2 separate regions of the Mus musculus genome follow, and region 1 is linked to region 2. The links are chromatin loops, found by intact Hi-C in ENCODE. Cell type or tissue: left cerebral cortex. All regions are shown on one strand. Each heading gives the region's core, and the rest is flanking DNA. Links, peaks and the distances in the headings are about the cores only.

Region 1 (2,913 bases), core at 319-2,818, 50 kb after region 2:
ATCAGCATAGATGGCAAAATCCCAGGCAGCAAGGCCCCAGGCCTCCTCTGGACATCTTACTCACCAACACAGGGCTGCCTTTGAGGAGCTCAGTATGTCAGGGAATGAGTCCAGGAAGGTGTGTGACTTTGGAATAATTAGAGGCTGGTTAAGTAAGTTAGGAAAGCTTGGAATTCACAACTACAGCCAATTCTAGACAAGGTGATGAAGTTGCAAAGTTTTGTATTTGGCTGCTCTCCAAACTGTCCTGAGAATCTCTCTCACCCTCTCCCTCGTCTCCTACTCCCCTTCCCCCTTGTGGCTCTGAGACTCTCTGTCTTGGCTTCTCACCCCTTGGGGAAACTCCTCTGAGGTTCTTTTTTCTCCCACGGAACCTTCATTCCTTTCCCACTGGTCTCTGCTGGCTGAGACTGGCCAGTTAATGGGGTGAGGCAATTAAAAATGGGAGTCCTTCAGTCTAGTAAAAACATGAGATTTGAAGGACTTAAGATGGTATAACTGTACATGATTATCTTTTAGGAGAAAAGCCTTCTATTTCACCATATTCTAAAATATGTCTGTGATCCCACATAAAGTTAAAGAAACTGTGACAAGGCTTCCTGTTAACCACAGTGTGATGGAGAAATGGATATAATAAAGAGGGTTTTGGTTCAGAGCTAAGTGAGGGAGGAAAGGCTATGTGGGCAGGAAACAAGGTGTCACACTCGTGTTGCCTTGGAGACCACATCCACCAGCCCCTTGCTCAGGACCACCAGCAGTTCATCTTCTCAGGGCAAGTGGTTTGCTTAGAACACAATAGCTTCCCACTTACAAATCACAGGCAGTGTCTGAAAATTCCAAGGTATTTATCAGGCTTAGGATGCCACCCAGTTTTGTCATAATCAAGAAAAATCTAGGCTGGGTAGCAGAAGGTGTGGGCCAGGGCTGGGGAGGCCGAGTTTGAATCCCAGTTTTACCACTAAGCTGAAGAGCCAGCTCCTGAGAACTGCTTATCATCTCTGGTCCTCAGATCCCTCATCCTCAAAATATCCCAGGCAGCCGTCTCCAGTCCTGAAACCCTAAAGAAGCTGCCAAGTGTCTACTTCAAGTAAAATTTCTATACTTTTTATTATTAAAAGACCGTTTTAATAATAAAAAGTTTCCATATTTGAAAGGAAACATTATCCGGCCAAACACTAAGTTGTTTTCTTCCTCCGTAATATGTTAACATCTTGTCCCGAGGAGCAAAGCCTTCTCTTGAAAGCCTCAGAACAGTTTGTGGCGATTGCAGTCCTTGTCTCAGAAAGATTAATTGGAAATGAAATCTAAGGAAGAGAATTCAAAGCCCATTTCTATGCTTCCTGCTTTGTAGATCTTCTAACATGTAAATGGACCGTTACAAAGAGGATTAGCTATTAGAATGGTCTGCGTGCAGTCCATCGTTCAGCTCCCAGTTCATTCCTTGCCAGAGAGTCCCAGCTGAGCCGCATCTTAATGGCCTCCTTTCATCCTTCAGGGGGATGAACTGCATACTAACTCCAAGACCTGTGTTTTCCAACTTCAATTTGACCACAACTTTAACAAACTGTAGACTCTCCCCCAACTCTCCAATGGTGCTTAAAATATGAAACAACAAAACAAAACTACTGGTAATAATTGTGAGGAGCTCTTTTCTCCCAATATTGCTTTTGATCTTTGTGTTTTATCACAAGTAGAAAATCTAAGACAATGAATGGATAGAGAGAGGGGGAACTTATAGGAACAGAAATGATTCAGAGACAGCTGCATCAGCAAAAGCCCACACCATCATGGGTGACAGACAACTTATGAAAGCTGGAGCTCACTGCATGAACTGTGGGCAACTCAACAGACAGGAAACTCTTTCAGGCATCTCAGGTAGCCTGAGCCTCTTCTGGGAAGTTGTGCTGGTGGTCTAAGAGCATCTCTCAACAGCCACTATAGGTTATATATGCTTGGGAAGGTAGGGATCTAGTATATCTGGTCGGTTTCAGAGACTTCCTGAACTACTGAAGTTGCTTATTTCCTGTGCTTAATGAGCTTCCCTGAAGGATGGAATGTTTCACCCCCTTAAAACATTGGCTCTCAACCTGTGGGTTGTGACCCCCTTTGACACACCTCTAACTCCAAAAATATTTACATTACAATTCTTTTGTTTTGGTTTTTTGAGACAGGGTTTCTCTGTGTAGCTCTGGCTGTCCTGGAACTCACTCTGTAGACCAGGCTGGCCTCGAGCTCAGAAATCTGCCTACCTCTACCTCCCAAGTACTGGGATTAAAGGCATGCGCCACCACTGCCCGTCTTACATTACAATTCTTTTTTTTTTTTTTTTTTTTTTTTTTTTTATTTATTATATGGAAGTACATTGTAGCTATCTTCAGACACTCCAGAAGAGGGCGTCAGATCTCGTTACGGATGGTTGTGAGCCACCATGTGGTTGCTGGGATTTGAACTCTGGACTTTCGGAAGAGCAGTCGGGTGCTCTTACCCACTGAGCCATCTCACCAGCCCTACATTACAATTCTTAACAGTAGCAAAATTATAGTTATTGAAGTAGCAACAAAAGTAATTTTATGGTTAGAGGTCACCACAACTTGAGGAACTATTTTAAAGAGTCACAACATTAGAAAGGTTGAAAACCACTGTCTTAAGACATCTTATTATGTCATCTCCCTTTTAACATCCTACATCTTTTTTTTTTTTTAAAGATTTATTTACTTATTATTTATTTATTATATGTAAGTACACTGTAGCTGTCTTCAGACACTCCAGAAGAGGGCATCAGATCTCATTACGGGTGGTTGTGAGCCACCATGTGGTTGCTGGGATTTGAACTTTGGACCTTCGGAAGAGCAGTCGGGTGCTCTTACCCACTGAGCCATCTCACCAGCCCAACATCCTACATCTTAATCAACT
Region 2 (2,913 bases), core at 92-2,591:
TAGGAGGTATCAGGCAGAGACAAAAAGCAGAGACCAGTACCAAGAGCATGAAGCATACTGGTCCTGCTGACGTGTGACTGGGAAATTCCTTGACCTGATATGAAGAGAGAAGAGAAAGGCACTTTAGGCCACAATGGTATCCCTAATGGAAAGCAGGAGGAGCCCTTATCTCAGGGAAGGTGACCACATGCAAGACCAGGTGGGTTGTCTAAGCAGGATTGAAGGGGAGAGCCTTTATGTGACTCATGACTCTGAATGACCCCAGACAGCAAGTCACCTCACACTCCAAATGTCTCTTCAGTGTAGAGATGTGTTTCTTCAACAAAAGTGTATGTTACCTTAATGTGAAGGTCAGGAGAAATAATTTATAGCCAAAGAAGAACTTCTCACAGGGCTCTCCGACTTCCCCATAAATACTCTGGAGTGTTTGCAGGCCTGGCTCCTGGGATTCCCGTCCCCACCAGAGCCTCTGCCTGTTGGCATTCAGCTTCTGCCTCAATGAGGAAATTGGCTATTCCAGTCTCACACAAGGAATTAAGGTCAGAACAATACAGTATTTTACAATCTAGTACAAGCTGCGTTTATCTGGGGCTTTTCATGCGTGGCATCTTAAAGCTCCTTATGACCCTTTTTTTTTAAGTGGAGGGGGGTATTTAAAAGGGAAACCCTTCTAAAAATTCAAACCCCCACTGAACTAAATGAGCCATTGAAAGTGAATTGGACTTAACAGTGCCCTTCAGACTGGGAGCAGAGGCTCCACTCCAGTGAAACAAGAACTACAGACTCAAAGGAAGTAACAGCCCAGAGAGAGCTGCACGGGGCCTGAAATGTACCCTTGGCCCTACATTCATGGGTTTGGAAATCTACTAAGGGCACAGGAATCTGTGGATTGAGAGAGTTAGGGAGCAGAGTTCTGACTCCTCCTCCATGATTCAGGAGGCCAGGCAGCACCTAAAGGCCACCTTGTGGCCCCTAAAGTGCTGGTACCAGCCTCACTAATTGCTCTGCCATCCTCTCATTGTACCAAAGCAAAACGTGTTCCAATCGGTTTTTGGATTCCAACCCTAATCGCAGTTCCTGGCCCTCCCATTCCTGGTTCCACTTCTTGGCAGTCTGCCTCCCTCTCCCCTCCTCTCCCCTCCCCTCCCCTCCCCTCCCCTCCCCTCCCCTCCCCTCCTCTCCCCTCCCCTCCTCTCCCCTCCTCTCCTCTCCTCCCCTCCGCTCTCTCTCTCTCTCTCTCTCTCTCTCTCTCTCTCTCTCTCTCTCTCTCTCTCTCTCTCTCTCTCTCTCTCTCTCTCTCCTCCCCTCTCTTTAGTTCTCAGCACCCAGGCTCATAATTGGATTTTGTTTCTTGTGGAGAGCCAGTTCCCTATCAGATACCCTCTGACAAAGTCATCCCTTCAAAGAATGACAACACTGGTGGATGACAATCTGTGGATCCACCAATACTGAAAGAACTCTCCAGTGTCACCAGAGGGGCCTGGGACTCAAACTGGCTGTTTGCTAGACTTTCAGAGTTCAAGTTTCCATAGAGCATTAGGAGTTAAAGAGAGTTTGTTTATTTTGTTTGTTTTGTTTAATTTTTTTCTAACATGGGAAATGCATGTTATTGTCTTGGGCTATTAACATAAGGAACACTGTTGGCTCTGATCCTTTCAATTAACAAATCGTGGCATAGTTTTGTTTCCCTTCTTCTTGCTGGTTTTTTTTTTTTTTTTTGGAACAAAGACCCAGAACGAGACGAAATCGGTATAAGAGTACTTTTAAATGACATTTAGAAAGGTTTTGTTTTTATTTTTCATTTTTAATTGTGTATATCTGCACGTGGGTATGAGCATGAGAGTGGAAGCATCCTCAGAGGCCAGAGGGATTGAGGAGGGATCAACTCTTGTGGAACTGGAGTCACGGGTGCCATGAGCCCACTGGCACAGGCATAGGAGTTGAACGAGGATCTTCTGCAAGAATATGGTGTGGTCTAAACTGCCAAGACATCTCTCCAGCCTCCAAGTTACTTTCTTTAAAAAAAAAAGAAGAAGAAGAAGAAGAAAAGAAAAAGAAAAAGTTATAAATTATACATTTTATGGAAGTCTGACCTCTTCCAGAGATTTTAGGAGAAAAATGACTAGTGCTTGCACAACGCTGTGTGTACTGCTTGGTGCAGGCCTACTGGGTGCTCAGTACGGGCACATGTCTACATCCAGCTAAGTAGTTATGCTTTCAAAGCTCTGGCATTGATCTAGAACTAGTCTGAGCCTTGTCTGCCCCTTCCTGCTCCATACTTGAATCCTTTACGCCTCTCCTGAGATTGCTCCATCTTCTTTAGTAGTTTGGACTAATAACTTCATATTCTCCTGAGCCCCTGAGAATGACTGGTGCAGTCAGTAGCACAGAAGAGTCTGGGCCTATGAGTTGAAAAGTTTCATCACATCTTGATGATGTAGCTTAAGTGAAGCACTAATACTTCTGCTCCTTGGTTTCACCTTCTACATAACTGAGTGTATTCAATGAAGTGGCACCTAAGTTGCTCACAGTTCCAACACACATGCTTTTTTGTTATAATTAAAATTTTCATACAATATGTTGTGATTATATTCCCTCCCTCTCTCTTTAAAAACCAAAACATAACAACCCCCGCGCCCCCCCCCCACACACACACTCACACACAAATTAAAACAAGACAAAAAATAATGTCTGTCTTAGTCAGGGTTTCTATTCCTGCACAAAACATCATGAGCAAGAAGCAAGTTGGGGAGGAAAGGGTTTATTTGGCTTACACTTCCACATTGCTGTTCATCACCAGAAGTCAGGACTGGAACTCAAGCATGTCAGGAACTTGGAGACAAGAGCTAATGAAGAGGCCATGGAGTGCTGCTGCTTACTAGATTTCTTCCCCTGCCTTGCTCAGCTTGCTTT

Evidence for each region. Hi-C counts contacts between places; a loop is a spot of excess contacts. Peaks named below come from ENCODE experiments on the same cell type or tissue, not always from the same donor. Only the 100,000 strongest peaks of a DNase experiment are listed, where the experiment ranks them.
Region 1: a loop joins it to region 2, with 2.1 times the contacts of the local background. A loop is called at or near these places in 2 of 42 quality-filtered maps.

Annotation. Positions count from the first base shown.
Region 1 is chr15:8,813,981-8,816,893 of GRCm38, reverse strand. All of the region lies in intron 3 of Gm31340 (a long non-coding RNA gene), which reads right to left. Among named protein-coding and RNA genes, the nearest start is that of Gm31340, 100 kb to the right of the region's middle. In left cerebral cortex, for the core only: no CTCF peak of the experiment used is centred there; DNase peaks (open chromatin) are centred at 987 and 1,378; H3K27ac peaks cover 1,445 bases.
Region 2 is chr15:8,863,381-8,866,293 of GRCm38, reverse strand. It overlaps Gm31340 (a long non-coding RNA gene), which reads right to left. Exons shown (of 5, transcript XR_383822.2): 5 at 1,811-2,015. Among named protein-coding and RNA genes, the nearest start is that of Ranbp3l, 100 kb to the left of the region's middle. In left cerebral cortex, for the core only: no CTCF peak of the experiment used is centred there; DNase peaks (open chromatin) are centred at 683 and 1,032; H3K27ac peaks cover 758 bases.